2 separate regions of the Homo sapiens genome follow, and region 1 is linked to region 2. A link is a contact called in ENCODE Hi-C or POLR2A ChIA-PET data. All regions are on one chromosome and are shown on one strand. The core of a region is the stretch at or near the end of the contact, and the rest is flanking DNA. Distances in the headings are between cores, read along the strand shown. Region 1 holds the start of PAIP1 (poly(A) binding protein interacting protein 1). Region 2 has its middle 16 kb from the start of ZNF131.

Region 1 (4,184 bases), core at 1,146-3,645, 450 kb after region 2:
GAAAATACCAAGTGCCGACCAGGAAGCAGAGTAACTGGAAATCATACACTACTCAGAATGTACAGTGGAACAATCTCTGGAAAACTACTTGGCAGTCTCTGCTAAAGCTGGCTACCCTAAGTCCCAGCAACTCCATACCTTGGTAATATACCAAAAAGAAATAAAGGCATACAGCCAGCAAGACACAAAATGTGCCCTATTCATAATAACCCAAGAGTGAAAGCTACCAACGTTCATCAACAGACAAATGGGATATATTCATGCAATGGAATGTTATAAAAATAAGTCACCTCCAATTATATGCTACAATATGGAGTAATCTTGATATTGAAAGTGAGAAAGAATATATTCTATATGACTTTATTTATATAAACTTTGAACACAGGCAAAACTATCCTATGAAGTCAAAACAGTGCTATACTTGGACATCAAGAACAACTGGAAGGAGACAGAGTGGGTTTTCGGGATGTTGATAATGTTCTATTTCCTGACTGGGATGCTGGTTAGTTGAGTGTTCACTTTATGAGACTGAGCTAACACTTAAGTACACTATTCTCTGCTATACTTCAATAAAACTAAGAAGATAGGAAAGACAGGATTTAAGCTAAAGTATCATCAATCATTTCTCCAATGATTCCCTCCCACTTCTCTATAATTAATCCCTATGCATTTACTCATCTGGGTTTATCCAGTACAACAAATTCCTTTCTACATATTCCAACTGTGCTTTGTACGGCTATTTAAGAAAAGTGACTATTTTTTAAAGTTGTTATATAAGTGACAAAGAAAAACTGAAAGTTTAAACATTCTTTATACCTATGTAAATACTTTATCACAACCCCGTAGGACATTTCTGCATACAATAATTAGGATCAAAACTATGTCTATTTTAACATAATGGAATAATCACTAGAAACAAGAACACAGATGTGTATCTCAAGCTTACATTCTAATACCTTGAATATAACTACAAAATGTATTTCTGAATCAGCTTTGTTTCCTTCTGAGTTCAATAATTCAAAACATTCACAATAAAAAAATTTTTTTACGTGTAGTACAGAAAGCACAAACATACTCTGATTAACAAAGTAACAACCACATTATTCCAGTAAATTAACCCAGAGTTGTAGGAAAAAGGGTGTACTTACTGTGTAACTGGAAGAATAACCTGAAGGGTAAAATTCAGGGGCATTCACAGACAGCTTAGACATTAATACAGGAGCTACAACCACCTGGGGCTTAGCCATTGCTGACTCCGAGTTCTGCTGTGGGATTTTATCCTGTGAACTAGGTGGAGCTCTCAGGGGCCTCGTTTGCTCTGCAAAAGAAAAAAAAACGGGGCGTCAGATGCATTCTTTCCTTTGTACAGCAACTTGCTATATACTGAAAAACCATCTGAAAAGCGTCTGTTTTTAAGAGTTAAACAGGAACCATCATGAAATTTATGGTTATCGCCGGAATGTGTACAGACAGCCTACAAAAAGGAACAATAGACTTGCTGTGACTCCGTTATGGGCATACCTGCCTCTCAAATGAGTGCTTGCGAGCTTTTTTCCTCTCTGTCGTTTTAAAGGGGTCGGTGGAAAAGAGGTGGTTACTCGCTAGGGTCTCGCTTTAGAGGGCTGCTGAGGGGAGGCGATTTTTACTTCCTCCCGGGACCCCGAACTCCGAGACCGCGCACCCGGCCCCTCCCCCCAGCCAGGCGCACAAAGGATTCCAGCAGACACCTTCCAAACCCGGTTCCGGGCCCGTCCCTACCCGGTCACGCGGCCCTCTCGGGGAATGCTTTCGGGGAACCGGGGGTGGGGACCGCAGACAGCGCGTCGGGCCTCGGCACGCGTGGAGGGCCGTGGGGAAGCGTTCGCCAAGGAGGACTGGGGCCCTTAGAGCTGCTCCGTACCTGGGAGCGCCCCGGGCCGGGAAGGCCGCTGGGGGCTGGCGGGGACCTCGCACTGGGCCCCTGGCGGCGGGGTCGTCCTGGGCTGGCGCAGCGGCGGTGGCTGCAGGAAGCCCGGGGCTTTGGGTTGCGGCGGCTGGTGCCGCGCCCGCTCAGCAGGCCCCGCTCCGTTCGGGAAACCGCCGCCCTCAGGCCCGCCCCCTCCGCGGCCCAGGCCCCGGCTCCGGCCCCGACCAGCACCTGGGGCCCGATCGAAACCGTCCGACATGCTCCTCCTCCTCCGCCTCCTCCTCCAGGGGCCGCTGCCGCTGCGCTCGCGATAGGACGCGGGGGGAAGGCGCCGCGGGTCGGCTATAGCCGCCGCGCCTCACTCGGGCCTCATGGAGGAGGAGGGCGGCGGGCCCCGGCTCGGCTGCTCGGTGCTTCTGGCGGAGCGGACGGCAGCCCGAGCACCCGCCGCTCCAGAGCGCCCGCCCCGCTCGGCTACCCTCGGCTTTCCAGTTCTCCCCCAAAACCCGGCTCCCCGCCTTCGGCGCGGCAGGGGCGCAGGCGGGTCACAGCGGCCCCCTGCGGCCCGGAGGCCCGGGACGCGCCCGCGAGGATCCTCCAGTTCGCGGCTGGCCGGCCGCCGGGCCCAGCAGGCCGCCCGCCGAGTGGCGTCTTGGCCACCTGCCGGCCCGCAGCCAGGCTCGGGCAGGGGCATCTCGGTTCCGGGGCCAGGCTGGGGGGGATGAGGGATGAGGGGTGAGGGGGACGCTTACCACAGGCAGGCCCGACCTACTCGGTAGTTCTCAGGAGAGACGTGCGAGACCGACAGTTGACGCCCGGGAAATAAAAACACGGGGGGAGGGGGCGTGGACCCTGCGCCAGGGTTCGCTGGCGCACAGGTGTGTTCAATGACTCGGCTCCGGCCGAGACCCGCGGACTGCTGAGGAGTGGTCCCTGGGAGACTGTCACCTGCTCCGTTAGCATCGGGGGAAGGGAGTAGAAACGGAATCAAAATATGTGTCCCCTCTTTAATTCACCCTAGGTGTTTACCACAGTAGGTCACACCTACGTTTAACAAGCTTCGTTCTCTTCCCGTTAACCTTCCCCTCCAGAAATTTCAAGAAAATGTGCTACCTTTCAGTGTAACTCTGCCCTCTTTTTCATCTTGCATCAGTGCTGTCCAATGAAAATATAATGCGAGCCACAAATGCAAGCCACTTATGTAATTTTACATTTTGGAGAAGCCACATTAAATGAGTGAAAAGAAACAGGTGTGGCCAGGCGCAGTGGCTCACGCCTGTAATCCCAGCACTTTGGGAGGCCGAGGGGGGCGGATCACCTGAGGTCGGGAGTTCGAGACCAGCCAGACCAACATGGAGAAACCCCGTCTCTACTAAAAATACAAAGTTAGCCGGGCGTGGTGGCACATGCCTGTAATCCTAGCTATTCTGGAGGCTGAGGCAGGAGAATCGCTTGAACGCAGGAGGCAGAGGTTGCAGTGAGCCGAGATCGTACCGTTGCACTCCAGCCTGGGCAACAAGAGCCAAACTCTGTCTCAAAAAACAAAACAAAACAAAACAAAAACCAGGTGAAATTAATTTAAATTTATTTAATCCATTATGTTCAAAATGGTTTTTTAACATGCGATTTAAAATATTAAATATTTTCTCTGTTTTTTAGATACTAGTTGAAATCCAGTGTATATTTTACACTTATGGCACATCTTAGTCGGGATTGGCACATTTCAAGGGCTCAAGAGCCACATGTGGCTAGTGGCTACTGCGTTGCACAGCACAATTCTAGATTTTATTAATATGTAAATTGTTGTTTTTGTCAGGCCTGACAGTATTAATGCCAAATAAAGGATAGATGAATATAAGTAACGACAAGGAAGGAAAAATTGATTTCTTTACTGTTGGATTGATCCATCTCCATAAATTCTGATTTTAGCCTTTTGTTTTAAGCAGGGTTTCATGTTTTTCTATCTTTTCATCTTAAGAATCATTTCAATTAGGGACACAAACTCTTGTTAACCGTTTTCTCTTCTCATTAATAAAGAAAACAATGTCTTCCCCTAAACGAATGAGAAAATGGCTTCACCGAGGGCAATCATGAATAAATGGTTCATGCTATTGATGTTAGGCAAAATAATGAAGTCAGGGAAGGAAGCCAGCAGTACGTGTGGCTCTTCGGTGTACGGAAAGTTTAGGATTCAGTCTGCCAGAGCTTAGTTGGGATTCCACTCTTGACTATTGCTGTCTGTGTGATTTTGAGTAAGTAAGGGGTTTAGCTTCTCTGA
Region 2 (3,982 bases), core at 1,336-3,835:
TGCCTTCACCTTTCCATCAAATTTTAAGTTATCTTTAACCCCTAATAAATCTCTATAGGCTTAAACTATTTGAGTGTGCTGTTTCTTTTCCTAAAAACCAGAAAAGGAAATATGAGTGATATCACATTCAATTTTATGTCTACAAACTTATTACATCCTTTTTAAAAATAATGTTCTTAAAGAAATGAATCTAGGCCGGGCACGGTGGCTCATGCCTGTAATCCCAGCACTTTCGGAGGCCGAGGTGGTCGGATCACGAGGTTAGGAGATTGAGACCATCCTGGCTAACACAGTGAAACCCCATCTCTAATAAAAATACAAAAAAACTAGCCGGGCGTGGTGGCAGGTGCCTGTAGTCCCAGCTACTCTGGAGGCTGAGGCAGGAGGATGGTGTGAACCTGGGAGGCAGAGCTTGCAGTGAGCCGAGATCGCGCCACCACACTCCAGCCTGAGCGACAGAGCAAGACTCCGTCTCAGAAAAAAAAAAAAAAAAAGAAAGAAATGAATCTAGATTCCTTAATAAAACATGTAAATATTCAAGATATATTTTGTTTTTAGGATATTTTGAGAATGTTTATTTTTTATCATCACAACTTTTAGACAAGAAAAACACAAAAGAAGAAAAACTCTCAACATTTCATCTTGAAAGTTTATAAATATTTTTTCTTAATACTCTCCCACAAAGAAGTAAAATATTTAAATAGACATTTTGGTCTCTTTTGTACATGTTAATTCCTATCTTTTTTATTATTATTTTTTTCATTTTACTTTGTGTGTGTGTGTTTTGACGGGGGCGGGGGGCGGGGGGCAGTGTCCCCGTGTTACCCAGGCTAGTCTTCAACTCCTGGCCTCAAGCAATCCTCCTACTTCAGCCTCCCAAAGCCCTGGGATGACAGGCATGAGCCACCACGCCCTGCCAAATTCCATTAACACAGTGTTCAGAACAGGAGCAAGGAGCTCCTCCAATCCCTGCTGAGTACCGAACTAGTCCAGAAATGGGGGCATCAGGAGTGTGATGTGCTTAGGAAATGGGAGTGCTTGTGGTTGGGTGGGGTGTGGGAGAGAACCATGAAACTGAAAGTGAAACATGAAGATGAAAGTGCCGCTTCTTAGATGAAAATTGTCCAAGGAAAGTTTTCCCACGTAACCAGATTCCAGACCTACCCCAATCCCAAGTCCCAGATGTACCTAGATTGTATGATTGAATTTGAGACCCATAATTACAGCTCCATTGTCACTGACCATGCTGGAGCCTCCCACACACAATCCCTAGTCTACAGGCCTACCCTGCTTGCAAACAGAAAAATGTCATTCTCTAAACCCATGCTAGGATGACTGCAGAATAGGCCAGAATCAGACGTCTGTCCCCTACCACTTGCTCTTCTCCAGCCCAATTATTTGATCCAAAGCACTAAGAAGCAGGAGAATGGTAGAGATGGCAGGGAGAGCAACAGGAAGGCGTCAGAAAGGCACCCTGGCACACTCGGACTAAATGTTAGGAGGACTCAGTAGAGGCATTTCAGGGCTAAGCACAGTTGCCGGGGCTGTTGTCTGTCTGCTGAATCTTTCGGCAGCCCAACCCATGTCCGCGATTTTGACTTCTGGCAGCTCTCTACCCTTGGCCGGCTTCCCCCTCCCAGAAGCCCTCAAATCCTGACCACAGACAACCCCACCACACACCCCTTGGCCAACAAAGCCAAGATACCCAGGACCAAGGGCCAGTTCCCCCAATGAGCCTTCCCACCACCACCCACCCCGCCAATCTCCTCTTTCCTCAACGACCAACCAGGAACACAAATGTAATCCTAGCACTTTGGGAGGCAGAGGCGGGTGGATCACGAGGTCAGGAGCTCGAGACCAGCCTGACCAACATGGTGAAACCCCGTCTCTAGTAAAAATACAAAAATTAGCCAGGTGTGGTGGCATGTGCCTGTAATCCCAGCTACTCAGGAGGCTGAGGCAGGAGAATCGCTTGAATCCGGGAGGTGAAGGTTGCACTGAGCCGAGATCGAGCCACTGCACTCCAGCCTGGACGACAGAGCAAGACTCCGTCCCCCCCAAAAAAAAGCCTGCATGAGTCCTGATGATGGCCTTGGAAAAGATGATGAGGGCACAGGATCTAGGAGCTATCCGAGCAAGTGAATCTAGGGAGAAAAATAATGTGAAAGAAAGAAAACTGAGAGGACAGGAAGCCTTGGTTGGGAAATATAAACAACAACAAACCAGGAGAATTGAAGAGTGAATCAAACTACAATGGACATATCACCTTTTGTCCACTAGAGACACTACTGCCACATGCCCTCCCTCCCGACGGTAACCTTCATTTTCGGGGGGGCGGAAGAGTGGGGAGAAAGACAGTTTGGCTTCGGGTTCCTGCTGGCAGATCCATTCTGTCCTCGGTCCTCGTCCCCTTGGTTTTGTATCCTTGAAAGCAGGGAATGACACTGAAGAGGACTAGCGGTGCGATCCTGCATTTTAGTTGAAGGACCAAATCTCATCTCTCCCAGTGTTGGGACTGATGACTCCTGCACTACTTGATGATCTCCGGTGCCTTGAGGGGAGGACCATGGACTTGGCTGGTTTCAGCAGCCCAGCGGATTTCAGCGTTTGACAACCTGGAAGTTCTGCTGCCCCCTCACGGTGGGAGAAAAGCGGTGGGTCCTGCACAGGCCGAAGAACCACTAGAGGGCAGCAGCACACGGGCTCCATAAGACTTGCTGCGTGTCGACCCTGGCTCATACAGTGCTAAGAGAATTGATCAATGCTGTCGTTCTAAATTCAGCTATGATGAGGTGGTGCTGCTTTCCACAGACTGGGATGTTTCTAGAACTTTCTAGGACTTTCATGTCTAGCATACACCTGAGATGACTGTAGAAAGTCCCTCAATGAGTCAACCGTTGGTTTTATCCCTAATAAAATGGGTTCATGGGGTCAGGAGTTGAGGTATTTACTGCCTTCCCTCCCCCTCCACACACACATCCTTTATGCTTAGATTTTTCCATACCAGAAATTTGAATCATGTGGGGAAAGCATCCACTGTAAGTTTAGTAACAGTTTGGCAAAGCCTGAAAATTATGTGTAAAATAGTGCTTTAGGAGTTCTAGAAACTGAATAACAGACTCATTTTCTGGTATCTTGACTTTCAGAAGGCAAATGAATCATTCTTAAAACAGTTTAGTTTAAAAACAAATGTCAACAAGCATTTGTTGAGTGTCCGCCATGAAGCAACCACTGTACTAGGCTCGTGGTACAAAGATGACAAGACCAGGGCCAAGACAAGAATTTGGGCTGAGGGAGACAGCAGGCACATTTGACGTGACACTTCTTATATGTGGAAGGCCTCACAGACAGAGCTACAGTGACAGGACTGAAAGATGCTAATTCTTCAACTTTAAATTTTTGTCCCCCTAGGGCACGATGAATTATTAACAATATGTTATTTCTTAGAATTCCGAAAATTAGCTTTTGAAAAGCTGGATTATATTGTATTATATTCTGATTTGTGAAAAAGTAGAAATTTGTTAAATGTAAATATTTAAAATAGGCTACAATTTTTGGAAACTTGGGATTTCTTGATTTTTTTTTCTTTTTGAAATGGAGTCTTGCTCTGTCCCCCAGGCCGGAGTGCAGCGGTGCGATCTCGGCTCACTGCAAGCTCTGCCTCCCGGGTTCACGCGATTCTCCTGCCTCAGCCTCCATAGTAGCTGGGACTACAGGCACCCGCTACCACGCCCGGCTAATTTTTTTGTATTTTTAGTAGAGACAGGGTTTCACTGTGTCAGCCAGGATGGTCTCAATCTTCTTACCTCGTGATCCGACCGCCTCGGCCTCCGAAAGTGCTGGGATTATAGGCCTGAGCCACTGCGCCTGGCCGATTTCTTGATTTTTTAATATACCAGGAACCTCTAAAATGAAAGTGGCCCTGATGACCTCTAGGAGACCACAGAGAAGATATAGTCTCAGTTTCCTCAAAAAAATTCTA

The links. Hi-C counts contacts between places; a loop is a spot of excess contacts on that map. ChIA-PET counts read pairs that join two places held with the same protein, here RNA polymerase II (POLR2A). Pooled maps may share reads with other maps.
Region 1: a loop to region 2 is called in a map of B cell, with 5 times the contacts of the local background. The contact joins the promoter of PAIP1 here to the enhancer-like site in region 2. A Hi-C loop is called at or near these places in 1 of 168 maps with a recorded cell type or tissue (B cell) and 10 of 50 pooled maps. POLR2A ChIA-PET finds 5 or more read pairs at or near these places in 1 of 52 experiments (Panc1).

What each region holds. Positions count from the first base shown.
Region 1 is chr5:43,554,682-43,558,865 of GRCh38, forward strand. PAIP1 (poly(A) binding protein interacting protein 1) reads right to left here and starts at 2,396. Exons shown (of 11, transcript NM_006451.5): 1 at 1,901-2,396; 2 at 1,149-1,318. The coding sequence starts at 2,165. RefSeq lists a silencer at 1,832-2,691.
Region 2 is chr5:43,103,211-43,107,192 of GRCh38, forward strand. No RefSeq gene overlaps it. Among named protein-coding and RNA genes, the nearest start is that of ZNF131, 16 kb to the right of the region's middle. RefSeq lists an enhancer at 2,397-2,506. Within about 2 kb of position 2,586, at least 27 of the 41 ENCODE cell types and tissues checked have a DNase peak (open chromatin) inside an H3K27ac peak, as active enhancers do; they include Panc1, where a contact is called at or near this core.